Regions from separate parts of the Homo sapiens genome. Here region 1 is linked to region 2. A link is a loop called in an ENCODE intact Hi-C map of the cell type or tissue named here. Cell type or tissue: Caco-2. All regions are shown on one strand. Each heading gives the region's core, and the rest is flanking DNA. Links, peaks and the distances in the headings are about the cores only. Region 1 has its middle 24 kb from the start of SLTM. Region 2 overlaps FAM81A (family with sequence similarity 81 member A).

Region 1 (2,921 bases), core at 223-2,722, 540 kb after region 2:
GATTGAAAGTCCACTTCTGCAGGATAAAGAAAAATCCACACCTTTATATCCAAACACGTAGGCTGGGCATGGAGGCTCACGCCTGTTATCCCAGCACTTTGGGAGGCTGAGGCAGGTGGATTGCTTGAGCTCAGTAGTTATAGACCAGCCTGGGCAACATGGCAAAACCTCATTTCTACAAAAACTACAAAAATTAGCCACGTATGATGGTGTGCGCCTGTAGTCCCAGCTACTCAGGAGACTGAGATGGGAGGATGGCTTGAGCCCAAGTTGGTCAAGGCTGCTGTGAGCTGAGATCACGCCACTGCACTCCAGCCTGGACAAATAAAAAAAAAAAAAAGTAACACTGAAAAACATCAAAGATATAGATAAATTGCTAAAAGTCTCTCTAATAAATTATCTATTAAAAATTATTATACATATAGGAATATTGCTTCAAATTGCTGAAAGTAAATACAGTCTTTTCTCAGTACACACAGTGGATTGGTGCCAAGATCCCCCACCACCCACCGGGTATATACCAAAATCCTTACATACTCAAGTCCCACAGCCTACCCTGAAAACCTGCATATAGGAAGTTAGCCCTCCATATAAGTGGGTTTCACATCCCACTAATGCTGTATTTTCATCTGTGTTTGGTTGGAAAAAATCCCTGTAGTAGTGGACCCATGCAGTTCAAACCCATGTTTTTCAAGCGTCAACTGTAATTGTCAACCTAAAAATCTATATGCAGCTAAACTATCATTCAAGAGTGAGGATGGGCCAGGCATAGTGCCTCACGCCTGTAATCCCAGCACTGTGGGAGGCCGAGGTGGGTGGATCACTTGAGGCCAGGAGTTCGAGACCAGCCTGGCCAACATGGTGAAACCCTGTCTCTACTAAAAATACAAAAATTAGCTAGGCATGGTGGCGCACACCTGTAATCCCAGCTACTCAGGAGGCTGAGGCAGGATAATCACTTGAAGCCGGGAGGTGGAGGTTGCAGTGAACCGAGATGGCACCACTACACTCCAGCCTTGGCGACAGAGCGAGATTCTGTTTCAAAAAAAAAGTGAGGAAGAAACAGCATATAAAGAATGGGAGAGAGTATTCTCTTCTGAGCCTCACTGAAAGAACTACCAAATGGTGTGAGTTAGCAAGAGAAATGAACTTTAAAGGAGCAGGACATAAGGCATGAGAGAACATAGAACTTGATAAAATATGTTGTTAAATTTAATTAAATGTGAACTCTAAAAATAATTTTTAGAAGAAACTAAAACTAAAACTAAAACTAAACTGAAACCCTGGACAAAAATAAGAAAATAGGGATAGGGAGTGTTCAGTGGATAATTATAGCATGAAAAGGTTCAGTAGAAGGGTAAAGATAGTGAAAAGCTTTAGCCTTTGGAAGTTTTTATATTTAAGTAGCGTGGTAGCAAGCCTCCTATGATGGCTCCCAATATCCTCACCTCCTGGTATTGTCACTTAACCTTGGCTTCCCAGTGTGCCAGATAAAATATAGCAGAAGTGAGACGGCTTTGACTCCTGAGGCTACTTCATCAAAGATGTGGCAATTTCCACCTTGGTCTCTCTCTCTCTCTCTCTCTCGAAGCATTGGCTCTATGGCAATGATTCTCAATTGTGGATGATTTTGTCCCCCACGCTCACCCCAGGGACCATTTGGAGATGTCTGGAGAGACGTTTTTGATTGTCACAACTGGGAGCACTACTGCCATCTAGTGGGTAGAGGTCAAGGATGCTGTTAAACATCCTAAATAGAACAGTACCTCTGGCCCCCTACAGCAGCAAATTATGAAGTACAAAATGTCAATAGTACTGAGGTAGAGAAACCTTCCTCTAGGGAAGACCAGACGCCATATCATGAGGATTATCCAACAGCTGTATCGAGAGGTTCACATGGTAAGGAACTAAGGCCTCCTGCCCCAACAACTTGCCAGCTACAGGGGTCCTTGAGAGTGTCCTCCAGGCCCAGTGAAGCCTCAAATGACTGTAGGCCAGCTGACATCTTGACAAGTCATGAGAGATCCCAAGCCAGAGCACCCCAATTAAGCCCCTCCTGAACTTATTACCCACAGAAGCTGGGTGAGATAATACATGTTTATTGTTTTTTTCTTGTTTGTTTGAGACTGAGTCTCGTTCTGTCTCCCAGGCTGGAGTACAGTGGCACAATCTCAGCTCACTGCAACCTCTGCTTCCCAGGTTCAAGCGATTCTCCTGCCTCAGCCTCTCGAGTAGCTGGGACTACAGGTGCCTGCCACCACGCCCAGCTAATTTTTGTATTTTTAGTAGAGATGGGGTTTCACCATACTGGTCAGGCTGGTCTTGAACTCCTGACCTCAAGTGATCTGCCCACTTCGGCCTCCCAAAGTGCTGGGATTACAGGCATGAGCCACCGTGCCCAGCCAAATGTTTATTGTTGTTTTAAGCCTCTAAATATTGGGATAATTCATTAGACAGCAATAGATAACTGATACAAATTAGTGAAGTTAAAGATTTAAGGATATGATTAAAAGAAGAGAAATATAGCTTATAGTTCCCAAACTAGCAAAGGAAAATCAAAGGGGAACTATAAAAAATGTTAATAATCCAACATAAAGCAGAGAAAGAGAAAAAAAAAAAAGTACCAGAATCATAAAATATACACATATAAAGTTAAAGGTATTAGTAATCACAATAAATGCAAATGCATTAAACTCATGTACTAAAGAGGAAAAACTCAGACAATGGATTAAAAATATCCAACCACATACTTCTTACAGAAGATAATCCTGAAACAACATAGAAAGATTGAAAATAGGCCAGGCGCAGTGGCTCACACCTGTAAACCCAGCACTTCAGGAGGATGAGGTCAGTGGATCCCTTGAGTCCAGGAGTTTGAGACTAGTCTGGGCAACGTGGCAAAACTCCATCTCTACAAAAAA
Region 2 (2,921 bases), core at 182-2,681:
AAATCACACTGTAAAGAAACTTATTAGACTACAAACCATTCTACCATTGTATATAATAAACTATTATCTTATTATTACTTATGAGAAAAGTCTGAAAGGACAGACAACAGACTGTTAACATTAGTTACCTCTAAGGAGTAAAACAGAGCCAAGAGGTGGTAAGGCTTTTTTTTTTTTTTTTTTTTTTTTGAGACAGTCTCACTCTGTTGCCCAGGCTGGAGTGCAGTGGCACGATCTCAGCTCACTGCAACCTCCCGGGCTCAAGCGATTGTCCTGCCTCAGCCTCCTGAGTGGCTGGGATTACAGGCACCCACTACCAGGCCCAGCTAATTTTAGTATTTTTAGTAGACACTGGTTTTCACCATGTTGGCGAGGCTGGTCTCAGAACTCCTGACCTCAGGTAATCCACCCACCTCGGCCTCCCAAAGTGCTGCCACCACTCCTGGCCAGGCTTCATTTTTATTTTGTATATTTAATTGCATTTCTGATTCTTTCCTACCAGCACACATCCCTCGTGTACTTTTGTAAAAAAAGAAGCAGGCTGGGCAGGGGACACAGAGAAGAGCACAAGGTAAGATACCAAAGACTCCCATTAGAAAACACGGCTGGCGCGGTGGCTCACGCCTGTAATCCCAGCACTTTGGAAGGCGAGGTGGGCGGATTACCTGGGGTCAGGAATTCGAGACCAGCCTGGCCTACATGGTAAAACCCCGTCTCTACTAAAAAATAAAAAATACAAAAATTAGCCGGGCGTGGTGGTAGGCGCCTGTAATCCCAGCTACTCGGGAGGCTGAAGCAGGAGAATCGCTTGAACCCAGGAGGCAGAGATTGCAGTGAGCCGAGATCGCGCCATTGCACTCCAGCATAGGCAACAGAGCGAAACTCTGTCTCAAAACACACACACACACACACACACACACACACACACACACACACAGTGAAGTCAACTCTGGTTTTTTTATGTTAAAAATAATGTTCTTCAAAATACCAAACACCGCATATTCTCACTCATAGGTGGGAATTGAACAATGAGAACACATGGACACAGGAAGGGGAACATCACACTCTGGGGACTGTTGTTGGGGGGGGAGCGGGAAGGGATAGCTTTAGGAGATATACCTAATGCTAAATGACGAGTTAATGGGTGCAGCACACCAGCATGGCACATGTATACATATGTAACTAACCTGCACATTGTGCACATGTACCCTAAAACTTAAAGTATAATAATAATAAAATAAAATAAAAAAAGAAAAAGAAAAAGAAAAAAATAAAAAATAAAAATAATGTTCTTACTCTAAAATGTTTCAGAAAAAAATTACATGCATGAAAGAATAATACAGTAAATGTGACATATTGTTAACAATTGGTGAGTTTTGTAATTTTTTATAAATTTAAAATTATTTCAAAATAAAAATATATTTAAGATAAAAGAAGGAAAGGAATATTGCTATTTCATCTAGCGTTAAATCAAAGACATCATTCCTGTCTTAAAAAAAACTCATAAAAGACAGCCTCAGGGCTCTAATATAACTGCGCATATGGCTCAACAGCTTTAGTTAAACAAGAATTTGCAATGAATCTAACCAGTTTTCCTATTCGTCCTTAATGCTTTACATCATGATGAACAATAATGTACTCATTCCAAATTTTCCCTTTTTGGGTCTTTAGACAGCTGTTACCTCCCAGATACAATTCCAGGTTGTGGCCATCAGGTGGCAGAGTGACTCTATTGCTAGGCTTACCTAATCACTGGTGGTCAGAAGTCCATCTAGAGAGTCCCAAACGTCTAAAGGGTATGACTTGGGCCACACGCTGATGCAGAACTTCTCTGTCAGCATATGACATAGTAGCATAACATACCAAACCCAATGACATTTAAAACATCAATTTGGTTGCTCATTTTCCATATTATTGTAATTTTTGTATATATACATAATTATTATATATATATGTATCATTAAGCCCTTTATAGCTGGCAGTTATTTAATTATAGTACCATCAGACTATACGACAATTTATGTCCCAGGGCATTGTCAAAAATAGTATAGCAATATGCTAGCAATTAGTGGAGCCTAAGATTTGGGTGTGATATCAACAGAGGAAGATAACCTAATAAAATATCAGGGAAAGAGACAGTCAAACAGAGCCCTTCCAAAACCACTGTCATTGCAAATAATTGTGCCCATTTCCCAAACTGTACTGAGGAGTGACATCAGAGGCTTCATATTACAGGATAAACAGACATCACTAAAAGAGTCCATTCAAGTCGCTAAACAAATAAACATGCAAACAACCTCAAAAACAAGCTTAGAGGGCTTGTATCCAGAGTTGCTACAATATATTATCTAAAATGGCCAGGAAAATGTGAACTATACTCAGGCGGAAAAAAACAGGTAAACCAACTGCCTGTAAGAGGACATAGATGTCAGATTTTAAAAAAGAAAACTTCAAATAGCTAATATAAATATAGAATGAGCAAACATAGGATGATTGAAACCACAATTTTAAAAGTAAAGGAATGTATAATAACAATGTTTCTTCAAATAAAAAATATTAATAAAGCTATAGAAATTATAAAAGAAAAAGAAGAACCTAATGGAAATACTGGAACAAAAAATTGATAGAGGGGCTCAACAGAAAACGTGAATAGGTAGAACAAAGACTAGTGAACTTGAAAATAGGTGGCTAGAGATTATGCAGTCTGATGAACAGAGATGAAAAAAAGAAAGAAAGAAAAATGAAGAGAGTCTCCAAAAAAAAAAATGAGACACCAGTAAATGCACCAACATATGCATAATGAGAATAATAGGAGAGAAGATGCCAGGCATGGTGGCTTACACCTGTAATCCCAGCAACTCGGGAGGCTGAGGCAGGAGAATTGCTTGAGGCCAGGACTTTGAGACCAGCCTGGGCAACAC

What was found. Hi-C counts contacts between places; a loop is a spot of excess contacts. Peaks named below come from ENCODE experiments on the same cell type or tissue, not always from the same donor. Only the 100,000 strongest peaks of a DNase experiment are listed, where the experiment ranks them.
Region 1: a loop joins it to region 2, with 14 times the contacts of the local background. A loop is called at or near these places in 24 of 110 quality-filtered maps.

The regions. Positions count from the first base shown.
Region 1 is chr15:58,956,349-58,959,269 of GRCh38, reverse strand. No RefSeq gene overlaps it. Among named protein-coding and RNA genes, the nearest start is that of SLTM, 24 kb to the right of the region's middle. In Caco-2, for the core only: a CTCF peak has its summit at 1,742 (motif pointing left); a DNase peak (open chromatin) is centred at 1,709.
Region 2 is chr15:59,500,502-59,503,422 of GRCh38, reverse strand. All of the region lies in intron 4 of FAM81A (family with sequence similarity 81 member A), which reads right to left. Among named protein-coding and RNA genes, the nearest start is that of FAM81A, 64 kb to the right of the region's middle. In Caco-2, for the core only: a CTCF peak has its summit at 1,692 (motif pointing right); a DNase peak (open chromatin) is centred at 1,742.